Regions from separate parts of the Homo sapiens genome. Here region 2 is linked to region 1. The links are chromatin loops, found by intact Hi-C in ENCODE. Cell type or tissue: Calu3. All regions are shown on one strand. Links, peaks and the distances in the headings refer to the core of each region. The heading gives the core; the rest is flanking DNA.

What was found. A loop is a pair of places that touch in the nucleus more often than their neighbours do. Peaks named below come from ENCODE experiments on the same cell type or tissue, not always from the same donor. Only the 100,000 strongest peaks of a DNase experiment are listed, where the experiment ranks them.
Region 2: it touches region 1 in a loop (7-fold over the local background); 8 of 110 quality-filtered maps call a loop at or near these places.

Annotation. Positions count from the first base shown.
Region 1 is chr6:6,542,360-6,550,901 of GRCh38, reverse strand. The region is part of intron 3 of LY86-AS1 (LY86 antisense RNA 1); the gene reads left to right. Among named protein-coding and RNA genes, the nearest start is that of LY86, 42 kb to the left of the region's middle. RefSeq lists enhancers at 3,570-3,619, 3,710-3,759, 3,840-3,899. In Calu3, for the core only: a CTCF peak has its summit at 3,636 (motif pointing right); DNase peaks (open chromatin) are centred at 3,671 and 4,031.
Region 2 is chr6:5,965,861-5,974,402 of GRCh38, reverse strand. It overlaps the pseudogene PKMP5. Among named protein-coding and RNA genes, the nearest start is that of NRN1, 37 kb to the left of the region's middle. In Calu3, for the core only: no CTCF peak of the experiment used is centred there; a DNase peak (open chromatin) is centred at 5,342.

The DNA of each region.
Region 1 (8,542 bases), core at 220-8,219:
AACACAACCAAGTGGTGTACTGTGATTGTTTCCTTATTTGTAAGACTTTTGTTTTCCCAGAGTTTATAATTGACTTTTTTCCATTTTTATTGCTCTCTTAGTTTGTATCATTATCAATAATTCATTCCCATTTTCCCAGATGCTTTCCTCTCAGTACATTCAGCTCCATTTACCCATTTCATCTTTTAGGAGAGATTCTTTAGAAGGCTTTTGTGGCTTGCCCTACTACCCTCTCCTTTTTACCATCAGGGCTGGAAGATTGCAAACTGCATTTAACAAACCCTCTTCCCACCTGGGTTCCGGTTAGGTCCGCCACCTGGAGGAATTCCCAGCAATTAGAAAGTCTAGAAGATAGAAACCATTATTTTTCTGGTAGGCCCTCTCTTAGCAAATGTCAGTGACTCCCGCTCAGCATAGAAGGTGACTGTTGGCTCCTGCGACCGTGCCAGTGTGTCTTCACTAACAACAGCAGCTATAGGCTCCTGCCTGGGTTGCCAGCACATGACTGCAAAGCCTTGGAGCTGCCGAGCAACAGTGCAGGGACCGGGTTGTATGGGCTCACCTGAGCACTGGATCCTGTAAAAGAGGTAGCAGCTTTCTGCAGTTCAGGATTTCTGGAAACACCACATTTTCCTTGTTTTTCCAGTTTTAATAAGAATTTGGTAACCAGATTTCCTATATGAAATCTCTTCCGCTTTGAAATACCTACAGTGGTGTCTGCTTTCTTCTTTGGAAATGGATGAATCCAGCCATGGCCAGGCCTGCTGCCCTGACACCTTGTCATGGAAGAGCAAGAAATAAAACCTACAAATCACTAGGTTGGTGACTGGTTCCATAATAAATCTCTTTTAGACCAGGATTCTTGGATCACAATACAACGGGAGCCACATTTTAAAAATGTTCTAGTAGCCACATTTTTAAAAAGCAAAAAGAAACTGGTAAACTTAATTTTAATAAAACGTTATTTAACCAAGTAAATCCAAAACATCACTGCAACATGTATTCAACATAATGCAATGATTAATGACGTACTTGACATTGTTTTTTATGTGAAATCTGATGTGTAGTTTACACTGGCAGCACAACTGCATCAAATGAGCCAGATCTAGGTCTGAACAGTCACATGTGGTAAGGCTTCTGTAGAACATGGCTTTAAATCCTCAGGGCTGACAGGGCATCCTCGCCTTCCACCCACTTTAAAACAGCCTGCAAGGCAGTGTGTGACCTATGGCTTTAACTCTGATGAGGAGGATTCCTCATGGCATGGGTTGCTGAGAACCCTGAATCACAAGGTATAAAGCAGGGACCGAAGGACTGTGCCCACTGCAGCAACCCCCCGCTGGGTTTAATGCTCTCCTGTTGCCACCCTGAAATTTTTAAAGACTTTTTACGGGGTCTTGCTCTGTCATCTAGGCTGGAGTGCAGTGACATGATGTCTTATACCTCATCTGGCTGAGACTCACTAGAGAAGGTCACTAGTTAGAACTAGAGAAGGGGCTGGGCACAGTGGCTCAGGCCAGCACTTTGGGAGGCTGAGGCAGGAGGATTGTTTTGAGACCAGGCTGGGCAACACAGTGAGACATTTTCTCTACAAGATAAAAATTAAAAAAATTATCTGGGCGTGGTGACACGTCCCTGTAGTCTCAGTTATTCAGGAGGCTGAGGTGGTAGGATCGTTGAAGTCCAGGAGTTCAAGGCTGCAATGAGCTAGAATTGAACAGAGTGAGACCCTGTTTCTAAAAAAAATTAATAAAGAACTAGAAAAGGTTCACTGCAGCCTTAACTCGTGGGCTCAAACAATCCTTCCCAGTAGCTGAGACTACAGACATGAGCCACCATGCCCGGCTAATTTTTTTTTTTTTTTTTTTTTTTTTTAGAGACAGGGTCTCACTATGTTGCCCAGGCTGGTCTTGAACTCCTGGACTTAAGCCATCCTCCCGCCTCAAGCCAGTCTCCCAAGTAGCTGGAATTACAGGTGCATTGCACTGACCCCAGCTTCTTCAAGATAGAGTCTCCCTCTGTCACCAGACTGGAGTGCAGTGGTGCGATCTCAGCTCACTGCAACCTCTGCCTCCTGGGTTCAAGTGAATCGCCTGCCTCAGCCTCTGGAGTAGCTGGGACTACAGGCGCATCCTACCACGCCCAGCTCATTTTTTGTATTTTTAATAGAGACGGTGTTTCATCATGTTGGCCAGGATGGTCTCGATCTCTTGACCTTGTGATCCATCCGCCTCGGCCTCCCAAAGTGCTGGAATTACAGGTGTGAGCCACCACGCCCAGCCAAAATTCTTAGAGAACTCCACATCATCATTTTTCACTGAGTCTCTCAAATTACGTAGCTGACTTGGCCTCTTGGGCTAATGTTGTAGTTTTCCTTCTTTCTAAAAATTGCCCTTTTGCCTTTTTATTGTACTTTCTGGAAGGCTTCACTAAATTTCTATTCTAACTCTTCTCTTGAAACTTTCATTGTTGCTATCATATTTTTTAATTTCTAATAGGATTTTTCCACCTCCTGAATATTCCTTTTCTTGTGGCATCCTTTTTTCATGTGTGCAATATTTTTTATTCATTCTTCTGAGAATGTTAATGATAGTTTCTTGAAGTTTCCTTTTGCTTCTATTTTGAGTTTTTTTTTCCTGCTTTGTTTGGGCTTCATATTTTATGTTAGAGATAAAAGCAGATGCATTTGGTTTGGAAAGACAAAGGATTTTTCCCTGTTGAAGTAACGTAGAATGAAAAAATAAGGTGATACAAACATTTTAAGGGCAAAAGAGGCAACATTGAGGAAACTCACATGAGGCCAACTTCAACTCTGTAAAGTAGAAGTTGTTTCTCAAATTGTGAGATACTGTAAGGGCAAGAGCTAAAAATTGGAAGGAAACATTTGGAATATCTGCAATGCAGGAATCAACAAATGCTGAAAACTGAGTTGCAGTGAGGGCTCATCTGAAGTCCCACAGCCTAAATTTGCAGCTGGTCCAATTGGCATAGTTTGGTGACATTCTCTAGTTAGTCTTGGCCAGATGGGGTAAAGACAGAAAAGCAACTGCAGGGTGCTGGGCAAGTCAAGGTAAGAGGCAAAGAGTAGAGAGACAGCTGAGGGGTCCGAGGTGCTGGAGCGCCCTGGCGGGAGGCCAGCCACAGGCTGCGGTAGTAAGGGAATAAAAGGACGTCTGAGGGACAGAGGGGCAACTCTGGTGAGGATCAGTGTCCCGGGAATTTTTCAGGCAGTGTGGAGTCTGCTTTCAGTCCTGAAGGAATGCATGAGCTGGTGGAGGCCATGACAGCATAGGAATGTAAAACAGTTCCACATCCTCTTGGAATCAAGAGGCATGCATTCACATCCTGTCTTGGTGGGACCTGGTAAAGTCAGGTAGTCAGGCTGGGAGTCAAAGAGATTGGATTTTTTATGTCCTATGTCTCCCTAGCTTCAAATCCACCCTCTCTAGAATAGATTGCAAAAAGGGGAATTTCCATTACAGCATATAGCATTCGTCCTATGAAGAAACCCCCTCGCTCAGTGACTTACACGAAAAACTGGGGTATAAAACACCCATAACATCTGGCCTGCTGCAGAGCTGGCTTCAGGAACAATTGTGGACCATTACATCACTCTCTCCGGTCTGCAGGCATTGGCGGGTACATGCGGATCATAACCACCAGATGGCGCTGTTGGCCTAAGCTCGAGCACAGTCCACAGCCTGGAGGTCCTGGGAAAGCCTGACCTGAATCTAAAACTTCTCTAAACTCCCTAATTTGATTCAAAAGCAAAACAGTAGAATACTTCTGCACATCCCAGCGAGGTCAGAGTATAGCATCTGCGTGGCCCGTAGGCAAGTCATCGGTGGTTATTTAAAGCCCGAGTTTAAGAAAATGACTTCACAATGCAGAGAAACTGGGGAGCCGGCGCTGGTCCCTCAGTCCCCGACATGGAACGCTCCTGCACCCGCAGCGGAGTGGCTGGCAGCGCCGCATGGAGGTGGCGAGCTCCAGGTCTCACGCAGCGTCTGTCTGTGCAGTGCCCAGATGGCAGGGGCTGTAGAGGCCTCTAGAAACCTGCGGCTCGGCTGCATTTCTCCAACCTGCCATCCGCCCTCACCACCCCAGCTCCAGGCCGCCGCACTTGCTGGCTCTGGCCACCGCCAAAGCCCTAGGGACGGTGCACTCTGGCTGCGCGGTGGCCGCGGGAGCCGGTGGCAAGGGACTAGGTCCTAGGGGGAGAGACTTATTTAGTCTCGCAGGGCCGGCCTCTTTGCATACTCTAGGGGCCCCGGGAGCTCAGCGTGTGCTTCCCACGGTTGTTTTCGAGAATAATGTGGCTTTCAGCCAGGCCAAGCCCCTCGCGGCTGGGCGGTGCGTGAGTTCCCAGGTGCGCGCTTCAGGATCGGAGGCGCCCGCCGGAGCAGGGCGTGCTGGATTCCAACAGTACGTGCTAAGCACAAAGGCCTGAGCCCGAGTGCCGGGGCCTCCATCTCGGTGGACTCCAGTCTCGTGGCCCACTTCCCACGTGCGCCCGGCTCAGGCGCGCGGCTCTCCCGGCGGGCGGGTGCACGGCCTCCCCTCCGCGGCTGCGGCTGCGGTTGCGGTGGCTTCACTGCGGCTGGTTCCTGCCAGGTCATCTGCTTTGCGCCCATCTAGGCCGCGGACAGGCGGAGGCTGATTAATTTTTCATGGCGATTCACCCGGCTGTTCATCCGAAGGCAGCTTCTGGGGCGGGAGCTGTTAAGGACCCGACTGTGCCAGGGGCTGCTCTTCCTCCGGCCGCACTAATTACTGACCTGGGAGGGAGACTCGGGTTTTTCTCCCCAGTGAGCTGTTTTTTTGCCTTTTGGCGTCTTTTGATTTCCCAAGCAAAGCTGGGGGCTGGGAATTCAAGGATGAGGGCCAGGAAAGGCTGAGGGAGGAAGGGCGCCTGTTCAGTTTAATCTTATTTGTGGAAAGCCCCCCCACCCCCAGCTCAGCCTGGAGAAGGAGCTTGGGGATGGTCACATCCTTGTCCCAGGAGCTCGCGGGCTCCTGGGGAGATGGGACTCGCAGAGTGGGGGTGAAAGAGTTGATTGACAGTGTGGGAATGTATGTACCAAGGGCCAGTGTAGTGGGACCCAGTGTAGAGGAGTCGGGGCTCCAAGAACGAGCCAGTGGAGTGAGCGAGGAAAGGTAGTGAAGGAAAATGAAACGAACCGCCGGGTGCGGTGGCTCACGCCTGTAATCCCAACACTTTGGGAGGCTGAGGCGGGTGGATCATTTGAGCTCAGGAGCTGGAGACCAGCCTGGCCAAGGTGGTGAGACCTCATCTCTACTAAAAATACAAGAAGTAGCCGGGCGTGGTTTTGGAGTGGGGGAGGACACTGGGCTCCCAGGGGAACCTGGTGTGAATGTTCCAGGTGTGCTCCTTAACCACCCACACACAGGTGGGCCATATTTCTGGGACTGGTGTTTTAAAGTTTCCCCTTCCCTCCTCCATTACATAAAAATTTGAAAATTTACAGATATGTATAGAGAAATCGCTATGCAGAGGAAAACACTGGGATTTTTGTGTGTGTGTGTGGAGGGAGGGGAGTTCTATCCAGGTGTTTTCCATGTGGATAATTTTTACCTAATTGTATGTTATACATGTACGGCGTACGTAGTGTTATGTTAAACATTGTGTGTTTAGGCATTTAGAAAATATGATTTTTCATTATGAAACTAGTAGATGTTCTTCTCAATTTTTGGAAAATAAGGAAATATATGAAAACAAAAATTAAATATTACCCGGATTCTAAATACATAATAATCCTTTTGGTATGTTTCCTTAAACTATTTTTTTCCTGTGGGTGTTTAATTTAGTTGAGACCATATGCTATTTGCTAATTTCTAAACATGGTCAGTATAGAAACATCGTTAGATAGAAGGCTAAATGAGAGAGGTTTCTTCTTTTTTTTTTTTTGAGACAGTCTCACTCTGTCACCCAGGCTGGAGTGCAATGGTGCGATCTGGGCTCACTGCAACCTCTGCCCCTCCGCCTCCTGGGTTCAAGCAATTCTTCTGCCCCTGCCTCCTGAGTAGCTGGGATTACAGGTGCCCACCACCACGCCTGGCTAATTTTTGTATTTTTAGTAGAGACGGGGTTTCACCATGTTGGTCAGGCTGGTCTCGAACTCCTGACCTCGTGATCTGCCCATCTCAGCCTCCTGAGAGAGGTTTCTTAATCTCAGTGCTTCCCAGGGCTCCATGACACAATGTCTCCCTCTGCACCACTTCACCCCAACACTTGTGGAAGAGCCAGGGAGGGCTTGGAAGAAACACTCTAAAACCACCTCCCAAACCCCTCCTCACAAATAATCCCTGCACCCAGCTGCCCACTGGCCCCTGCCCTCTGGTTGTGGCAAGGGCTTGGGAGCTGTGGGATCCCTTCTCAGCCACCTCTGCAGAACATCCGTGCAGACATTGTTTTGTATATGATCTCAGTCTTTTTAGTGTATTGTTTGAAACGTTAATTTAATTAATGTCCAATTAATTTAATTTAATTTTCACAAAGGAACAAAGGTAGGGCCCACATTGGAGTTATCCTCTGAATCATCGAGTGCAAAAAGAATATGGCTGGCTGGGCTCAGTGGCTCATGCCTGTAATCCCAGCACTTTGGGAGGATCACCTGAGGTCAGGAGTTCGAGACCAGCCTGGCCAACATGGTGAAACCCCGTCTCTACTAAAAATAAAAATACAAAATTAGCTGGTGTATGCCTGTAATCCTAGCTACTTGCGAGGCTGAGGCAGGAGAATTGCTTGAACCTGAAAGGCACAGGTTGCTGTGAGCTGAGATGGCGCCATTGCACTCCAGCCTGGGCAACAAGAGCAAAACTCTGTCTCCGGGGGGGAAAAAAAAAAGAATATGGAACCACATCTACAGAATTTTGAGGATAAAGTGTTTGTGAACCAAACATTTTTGTTCTATGTCAAATTATCTTTCACATTTAAAGCGAAGAGAAAACATGTTCATTATATAAGAAAAATGCCACCTAGTACATTTTTTGAAAAAAACAAAAACAAAAACAAAACCTCAAAAAACTTAAAGGGGATTTCCATTTCTGGCTGTGAGGGAGTATTTTGTACCAGAATAACCCTCCTGCTGAAGAACTGTGAAAACCAAACCAAATAAAATGTAATAGAGTAGTCTGAGAACATCAAAGAGCAGCCAAGGTTGCTGGAATCCAAGGGCCAAGATGTTCGAAAGGAGACAAGTGCATTGAAGTCAGTTCTTTCTTTGCAGCTGTTTTTGTCCCCCGGGAGCATTCGCTGATTCAGGTCCTGTCATGGGGTGTGAAACCCAAACAGAAAGTGGCAGCTCATAGCTTGCCACAGTCAAAAAAATTGGAATTCAGGATACAAAGTTGTCAGGACTTGATGGGCCATGAACACAGAGAAAAGGGAACCAGGGAAAATTGTGTCTTCGTGCGATTTCTCTTCAAACCATTTCCTGATGTCTAAGCTGTGCGTGTGAACAATGCAATGCCCAGAAACCAAACAGAAGCAGCTGCTAAGAGGCTGGAGAGCTAAGCCAAGATGCTGGCACGCTGGTGGTGCTGGGTGGACGTAACTGTCAGTTCAGGCACAAAGGAGCAGGCGCCCTGTAAGTAGCTCAGGTTGTCAGCTGAGACCCAGGAGACCAAGTGGCAAGAGTAAGGGCCAGCAGGTGAGCGGCCTTCAGACAAGAGCAACACAGGCTCTGATGGGCTCGGTTTCTGCTGGGACGTGTGCAGATGGCCTGCATGCAGTCTGTCTTCTGCCACAAGCAAAGAAAGCCTTTCTGGAGGAAGGGAACATATTCCTTGCCACACCATGTTTTGTATTCAATCCATAGTTACTAGGCAAGAACAGGGGAGGAGGCACCAGCTGGCAAGGTGCAGCGCAGGGGAGGTGCTATTGCATCAAGGAAGTAACTGTACTCCCTGAGGAATTTATGGGGTGCTCCGTGGGCCAGATGTGGTCCATGTAGGGGGGAAAGTCAGCCTGAAGGCACTTTAAGACCTTGTCCAGTGGCCAGGATGGAGGAGGTAATGGACTCCTCCTAAGAGTCTGCAAGAAGAACTGCAGGCGGGCTGAGGGGAAGCAGCTGGTTCCATTGGGAGAAAGGCCGTCACCCACTTTGGAAGACAATGGGCAGTTCTTACAAAACCAAACATACTCTTACCACAGGAGCCATCATTCACACTCCTTGACATTTACCCAAAGGAGGTGAAAACTCATGTCCATAGAGAAAATGGCACACAGATGTGTACAGCAGTTTCACTCATAATTGCCAAAGCTTGGAAGCAATCAAGATGTCCTGCAGGGAGTGAATGGATGAAAAAGCTGTGGTACGCCCGTACAATGGAATATTACTCAGCTCTGAAGAAGAAATGAGCTATCAAGTAATGAAAACATATGGAGGAAGCTTAAATGTGTATTACCAAGTGAAAGAGGCAAATCTGAAAAGGCTTCTTCATGCACACTGTATGATTCCAATTGTATGACATTCTGGAAAAGGCAAAACTAGGAAGACAGTAAAAAGATCAGTGGTGC
Region 2 (8,542 bases), core at 408-8,407, 580 kb after region 1:
GGTCCCTAACTCTCACTGGCTGTTTCCTGACCCCAGGACAGGGTTGGGAGTCCTCTGGGCTTCCATTTTCTAAAGCAACTAAACAGAGTACACAGAAGAAAGGAAGCTGCCACCCTCTTGCCATACACTCTGGGGGCCTCTGTTCTGCATTCCTCCTTCTTCTCTTGCTTGGGTGGGGCCACATGATGGGCAGCCAGGCTCCGGGCTCTCCCGCCACAGCAGGCTCTAAAAACAGCCACGTTTCAGCGAGGCATAAATCTTCTTCCCTGGTGTTCCAGCCCACCAGTGCCACACTACAGCCCAGAGTGAGCTCTATAAGCATTGCTGGCCTAATGGATGCATTGGGGGAAGGGGGTGGGACAGGGGCTGGAGGAAGAGCTCTGGAGTCCATCACAGCACAGGAATAACACACAGGGTGGTGGAGAAGCCAGGGCCAGGGTGTCACCAGGTCAGCACAATGACCACATCATCCTTCTTGAAGAAGCCTCAGGCCTTACCAACATTCATGGCCAAGTTCACTCGGAGGTCCACATCCTCAGCCTAGGGCTCCTGGATGGGGTCCTTACACAGCACAGGGAAGATACCACGGTACAGGTGGGCCTGGCGAGCTGCCTGGGGATGCCATGTCACAACAATCATGGGGGCACGTGGGCAGTATCTGGCCACCTGGTGGGCACACCTGCAGACTTGGTGAGGACGATTATGGCCCCACTGCAGCACTTGAAGGAGGCCTCCACAGTGCCCATGGCAGTAGCTTCTGCGGGGTCACTGGTAATGGGTGCCAGGTGGCAGAACTCCTCAAATAATTGCAAGTGGTAGATGGTGGCCTCTGCCTCACAGGCAATCAGGTGCTGCATGTGCACAGCCTCCAGAGGATAGTTCCCTTTGGCTGTTTCTCCAGACAGCATGATGCAGTCAGCTTCCACCAGAACTGCATTGGCCACACCACTGCCCTCAGCCCAAGTGGGGTGGAGCTTCTTGATCACATCCTCTAGCATCTGAGTGGCAAGATGACAGGCTTCCCAGCTTGGTTGCACCACCCAATCATCATCCTCTGAGCAAGGCAGACCTTCCCTGCAGGAATCTCATCTCGACGGCTTGTGGTGGATCACCACGAGCTACCATAATCCCATCGCTGGCCTCCAGGATTTCATCAAACCTCCAACCCCCATCATGATTCTCAATTTTGCTGGTTATCTTGCTGTTCTTTCCTTTCTCTCCCAAGACCTTCCTAACTTCATGGACATCAGATGTCTTGCAGATGAATGATGAAAACATCATATCGACATCTTGCTCGCCCCCAAACTTCAGGTCCTGGATGTCCTTCTCCAACATGGCAGACAGGTCCACGGCAGCCCCAGGAAGGTTCACACTCTTCTTGCTGCCCAAGGAGCCACCATTTTCCACCTCTGTCACCAGAAAGTGAGCATCCTTCTGCTTCACTTGGAGAGAAATTAGCCCATCATCCACGTAGATCTTGCAGCCCACTTCCACCACCTTGCAGATGTTCTTGTAGTCCCGCCACAGGATGTTCTCTTACCCTTTTCCATGTAGGTATTATCCAGCGTGAACTTGAGAGTGGCTCCCTTCTTCAGCTCCACCTCTGCAGTGCCGCTGCCCTTGACGGGCCCAGTTGGGATCTCAGGTCCTTTAGTGTCTGGAGCCACAGCAATGGGCTGGTAGAGGATGGAGTCAGAAGCAAAGCTTTCCGTGGCTGTGCGCACGTTCTTGATGGTCTCTGTATGGTACTCATGGGCTCCATGAGAGTTCAGATGAGCCACATTAATTCCAGACTTAATCGTTTTCTTCAGCATCTCTAGCAATGGAGAAGCTGGGCCCATAGTACAGATGATGCCAGTGCTCCAGGCTGTGATGGGTGGCGAGTCAGTGTCCAGGCAGCACATGTGCTCCAAGAATGTGTCAGCCATGGCTGCGTGCAGCTGCTGGGTCTGAATGAAGGCAGCCCTGGCTTCACTATGGGGCTTCAACATGGCTTCTGAGGTCCTCCAGTGCTGACCGACTTGGGCTACGCTGCAAACGCAGAGAGGTCAGGAGCCCCGGGATGTGCAGCAGCTGTGCCCACTTTCATTTCTAATTATAGAAATTTGAGTGGTCTTTTTTCCTTAATTCATGTAGCTAAAGGTTTGTCAATTATGTTGATCTTTTCAAATAACCAACTTTTTTTGATTTTTTTGATTTTTCGTATTATTTTTCTATTTTCCAGTTCATTTATCTCTGCTCTAGTTTTTCTTAAGGAAAATATATTTTTTAAAACATAAATTAGCTTTCTTTATTGTTAGTTACTAACTTTGAAAGTTTTATTCTTTTTTAAGGAAACATTTTTAAAAACATAAATTAGCTTTCTTTATTGTTCGCTACTAATTTTGAAAGTTTTATTCTGCATATGGTAACATGGTACACAATTATTTTTAAAAATTTCAATCTCCACAAATGCTTGTGTTTGAAAATCATCTTGTTCTTCTTCTCTAAATCCTTATGCAGCTGGAATCTATTTTATCATTTTAACTTTATTTTTTATCTTATTTTATTTTATTAAAGATTCAGGGGTTCCATGTGCAGGTTTGTTACACAGATATATTGCATAATGCTGGGGTTTGGAATTCTAGTGAACCCATCACCTAAACAGTGAACATAGTACTCTACAGGTATTTGGAAAGGAATTTTTAGTGAGAGAGATAATAAGACATTTTATGCTAATGTCAATGATCCCAAAGAGAAGAAAAATTAATGATGTAGCAAAAGGATTTCTGGAAGAATGTTTCTGGGTTTGTTAGAGGAGGTGTCGTTTAGCATGAAGTGGTAGGATGGTTTTGATAAGAGCATCGATAGGAAATCTGAGGTCCTGGGTGGGAAGGCAGAGAAAGTGGGTACAGATAGGTGAGCAAATGTCAGGGCAATTACTGCTGCAAGAGAATCATTACTTCTGTGTGCCTTCCTTATCTCTATAGCTATACTCTGGGGTGGGATAGAAAAGAAACAGAATAGGAGGCAGGAACTGGCTTTATTATTTCTCCAGCTGGGAAATCTGCAGTGTGCCCAGCAGTCCATAATGGAACATGGGCCAAGGTTGTGGGGTGATGTAATTCATGAAGGACATGATTTCCAAATGGCATCAAGAGATGGTCATTGTGTGAGTGTGTGTGAAAGGTGTCAAACCTAAACATTTGAAATAGATGACAGTATGTGCTTCTTTATTATTTTAAAAATATTATTTAGGGTCCTCAAACAAGAGAACTAACTTAGATGTCTCATCCTCTGATAGGTCCTACCTGCCTTACACGCTAACTTGATCATCTTTCTCACATTGAATTATAGTGAACAATGACTAAAGTTTAGCTGGTTTTTTACTGGCTTGTCTTGTAAAGGTCCCAGGGCCTGCATAGGATTGTCACAGAATGGGGCTGAGGTATGTGCCTTCAGCCTAGCTACCTCATTCCTCTATGCCATGGAGGGAGAGGACTCACTACCATTTCACACATTTCTCTACCCTCTGTTTCCTGTGGGTTATATAAGATCTGGTGGCTTGATTAGCTTCAGATTCCATCTAGATGGTGCTAGTATTGTGTATTTTGTGACATCTGGGATACATCATGTCTGCCAGTTCCACTGTTCCATTTCCAGTAGGCTAAGGTTGACCAGTGGGTTCATGGATACCCATCTGTTAGCAAGGCCTCGCTCAACCTTCACTTCATGGTTTTGATAGCCATTGATGATCATTCCTGATACCATTATTTCAATGAGTTGCAAATTGGTGATTTTCTAATTCTAACATTCCTCCTCCATTATCGATTGTGATTTTTTTTTTTTTTCTTTTTGAGACGGAGTTTTGCTCTTGTTGCCCAGGCTGGAGTGCAATGGCACTATCTGGGCTCACCACAACCTCCACCTCCGGGGTTCAAGCAATTCTCCTGCCTCAGCCTCCCGAGTAGCTGGGATTACAGGCATGCACCACCACACCTGGCTACTTTTGTATTTTTAGTAGAGGCAGTGCTTCTCCATGTTGGGTCAGGCTAGTCTCGAACTCCTGACCTTAGAGGTGATCTGCCCACCTTGGCCTCCCAAAGTGCTGGGATTACAGGCATGAGCCACCGCGCCCGGCCAATTGTGATTTTTCTATAAATGAAAACTTTTCTTCATGAGCTACTTGGTTTCTCTGAAAAAAAAAATGAATACAGAAGAAACAGGATGGATGTTTTATTCCTTTCCTCTATTCATCAGTCTTCAGAATAATGACTTGGTGCCCAAGCAACTCCCAAAGGTAGTTAACCACTGAGTTGCGTGTTGCGGTTTTTGTGAGAGGGTGGTATGGTGTATTATTATAAACTCTTGGATTTTTATATGCTTGACATTTTCAATCCATTTCAGCCATTATTCTTTTTTATCCAAATTATCCATCTCTAGCCAGTGAGTATCATTTCAAGTTGATGCATGTGTCCTTTCAACATGACCCCAGGAATCTAATCTTTGACTGCTTCTTTTCTTTCTGTCTCAATTTATGCATTTCCTGCCCCAGACCTGGAAATGGCTACTTTTCTAAGGAGCCCTGGTACCTTTTTGTGAAAGGTATATAAAGTCCACATTCTGAGTGTCTGTAAAGTCTTCTAAGTTGTTTTCTAGGTTCTACTCCCCCCCTCACAGATCTACCATAAGTAGCATTCCCATATGAAAATTCCTGGACCCCTGGTGGGATAGATCATCCCGCTGCTAAAGACCTTTCAGCAAACTTTTGGGGCCAACAGCATACAAGCCATTCACATCAGCTAAGACATTCCTGCCCCTGGCCCTGCTTTTTCTCTCACTGCAGCTTTGCAAGAACACTAGGATACAGGATACAGCCAGGCAGCCCTGGCTCCTGGAGAACTTCATGCCACCCTATATGTGTCATGGTTGGGGTTGAGCCAGAGTCAAGCCAGAGAATGGGGTGTGGGACACGACAGCACCAGGGTTGGTCCCATCTCTATCATTTGCAAGCTGGGTGATTTCGAGTTCATCATCTCTCCCTCAGTGCCTGCAGGCTCCTCATTTACAGAAAAGGAGAGGAAAACAACAACCTCACAGGGTCATTGTGAAGATTAACTGGGACCTACATACAGCACCGAACCCAGGACACTAAAAGACCATAAATAATAGTTTCCTGCCCTTTCCCAGATCACTTACCCTCAGTTATATAATCAGATGGTTCAGAATCTAAAAATTCTGAGTTCTTCCTAAAGTGCTGCAGCTATTTTTACCTGTCCTTTCACAAAAGGTTACAGTCCTGTCCTGTTGTCGGGGAGAGGGCAGCCCTGAGTCACTTCCTCCCTCCCTGTGCTGGTCCTTCTGTGCCGAGCTGGACCAAGGCCAGGCTGCTCACCGAGAGCTGCCCATGCCACGACGGCTTATGCTCGCTGACATTCAGGAGGGTTTCTGTAAAACCACGGGCTTTGCAGGAGACTGGGCTGATCTCCCACTTCCTGAATTGGTCATGCACTTTTACTTCCCTGACATCCTTTTTCTGAAATTGATCAATGTTTCTCCCAAAGTCAGCAATAACTAGCAGGTGGTTGATATTCAGATTTGAGGCTGATGTCTTCGGACTTCAAACAAGTGATAAGACTCTTTCCTTTGAAAGACAAAAATGTATGTATAGCTGTGATCCACAGCTTGACAGCACCTCGGGATGACCAGAGGAGCTTAAAAATAGGGATGCCTGCATCCCACTCCAGAGGCTCTGACATAATTGGTCTGGGGTGTGGCCTGGGCATTGGGGGTAGTTTATAAACACCCCCAGGTGATTCTAATGTGCAATGAAGGGTGAGAATGGGTAAAAAGTAAGTGCTTAGGTAAGTGCAGTTTCTCTGCCCCCAAGCAGGTGTCTTATCAGCTGGCGAGCCACAAAGTAAAGTTGGCCTTTTTTTTTTTTTTTTTTTGCATGACAACTTTTTTTATATATACTTTAAGTTCTAGGGTACATGTGCACAATGTGCAGGTTTGTTACATAGGTATACATGTGCCATGTTGGTTTGCTGCACCCATCAACTCATCATTTACATTAGGTATTTCTCCTAATGCTATCCCTCCCCCAGCCCCCCACCAATGTAAAAATGGCCTTTCTCTGGCTTTCAGGACTCTCCCGTGTGTCATGCCTACAGGTGAGTCAAAAATGAAAGCACCTGCCAAGTTACAGAAGGTTTATGAGCCATGCCAAAGGGTCTGGGCTAGCTCTTGCTAAAACCCTTGTCCAAGAGTTTTCAGCAGAATGAAAAGTTGGTCAGGTTTGCGTTGTAGGAAATATTGCCTGGCAGCACTGAAGAGAATGAATCTGAGTGGCGATGGTCACAGGAAGCTAAGAGACCACTGAGGTCCCAGCAAGAAGGTAAGAACCTGAAAAAATGCAAGTACCATAGCAGAAGGCCAGGGCATGGAGAAGAAGAAAGAGGGGGCTTCTCCTCTTCCCAGTGGTGCTGGCCCAGGACTCTTGGCCTCTCTACACTGAGCCCATTCTCCCTGTTGCCTTGTGATTTGTTGGACTTTTGTGTGCAGGCCTCAGTGTCTCCACTGACTTGTTTCTTACTCGTAATAATGACTCACATTAATTATGCTTTGGCTGTGGGCCAGCCACCCACTCAGAACATCTCACTTTACCAATAAGAAGACTAAAGCTTAGAAAGGTTAAGTGATTTGCCCAAGGTCACACAGCCAGTAGGAAGTGAAGGCAGATACAGAGGCAGATTTCTGACCAGTAATCTACCCATTTCCACTTCTACCTGTACTGCCTCTGTGCTTCTCCCCTGGCTGAGGCCACCTCCTTTTGAATTGAGCCTCAGAACCTGCCGCACCCACAGGCTCTTTCCAACTTTCTATCCTGGGGCCTCCTGGTCAGCCTGACCTTGGAGTCTTGGTGCTCACAAGAAGGAGAGGGTCCAGCTTGTGGTTCCATTGACTTGATTGACCAACCTCTTAAAATAGTTCTAATTTACATTATTTCAACTCCTACTGCCTCATAGCTAAAAAAGACCCCCTGGTCCCTTAAGTTTCTCACATGCTAAAGTATTAAAACTCCATAAATTCCCCTTTTTTTTTCAGAGAAAATTTTTTAAAATAGTATTTATAAAAAACTTAACCTTTGTGAACGGGTCAGAGTTACAGGCTGTAGGTGTGAGTAGTTTAGAAGTTTCTGTGTTAAGACTTTGAGTTCAGGTTCCCAGTATGCCTAGAGAAATCCAGAAAGCATAGAGGGAAGGAGAGAAGGCTTACACTTTAAGAATTTCTGTGCCAACACTGTTTGAAATGCAGCCTGGAATTACCCCCACAATAGTTAGAACAAATCTTGGGATCTTAAGAAGAACTGATTCTCTAATCATTGCTCCTTTGCTCATTAGCTGTCGCTGACTAAAAATCTATTTGAAACATACCAGTGATGTCATTTTACAAAGGATAGAGTTAAATGGAAATATTACAATGCTATCTATAGGAAAAACCTGTGAAATATACAAAAGCAAAGCTCAGAGAGACTGTTGGTAACAGGTGAAATGTGTGAAGTGGTGGACAGTAATATACAGAGTAGACTATAATTTGTTGCTGAGAGTCTTTAACAATACAGATAATGGTTAAGAGCCTGGTGTTTGGGTTAGACAGGTCTGCTTTCAAGTACAATTTATTTTTCTTGTTTTCTTTTTCTTTTTTCAACTTTTAGGTTTAGGGATACATGTGAGAGTTTGTTACATGTCACAGGGTTTGCTGTACAGTACAGTTTCTAATATATATATTTTGAGACAGAGTCTTGCTACTATGCCCAGGCTGGAGTGCAATGGCACGATCTCAGCTCACTGCAACCTCCGCTTCCTAGGTTCAAGTGACTCTCCTACCTCAGCCTCCCAAGTAGCCGGGACTACAGGCGCATGCCACCATGCCTGCCTAATTTTTGTATTTTTAGTAGAGACGGGGTCTCACCATATTGGCTAGGTTGGTCTTGAACTCCTGACCTCAAGTGATCCACCTGCCTCAGCCTCCCAAAGTGCTGGGATTACAGGCATTAGCCACTGTGCCCGGCTCCTATTACATATTAACTTAGAAAGTTTGGCAAGTTATTTAGCCTCTGGTAGCATCAGTTTCCTCATCTGTATAATAGGGATGTCATAATGAGAGATAATCTATGTAAGGTACTATCACAGCATTGCCATACAGTGTACACTCACTCACTGTTAATCATGGCCAAAAAGTATGTAACATGGATTAAGGAAATGGTACCACTGGAAACTGACAGAGCCTTCTTAAGATCCCAAGAAGAAGTGATTCTCTAATCATTGCTATGGCTATGTCATCACTATGTCCATGGCTGTGTCTTTGCTTATTGTGTAGTGCAGCAGGGATACTGGCCACCTGGGTAGCCCGTGACTAACTGAGGGTTCATTCAGCCTTCAACCAGGTATGGGGCATGGGATAAGTGTTCCCTCCCGGCCTCGGTTTCATGCTCTGAAATATAAGCTGTCTTGCAGAGCCAACCTTCTGTGACTCTCTCTGGCGAGCTGCTGGCAGTGCA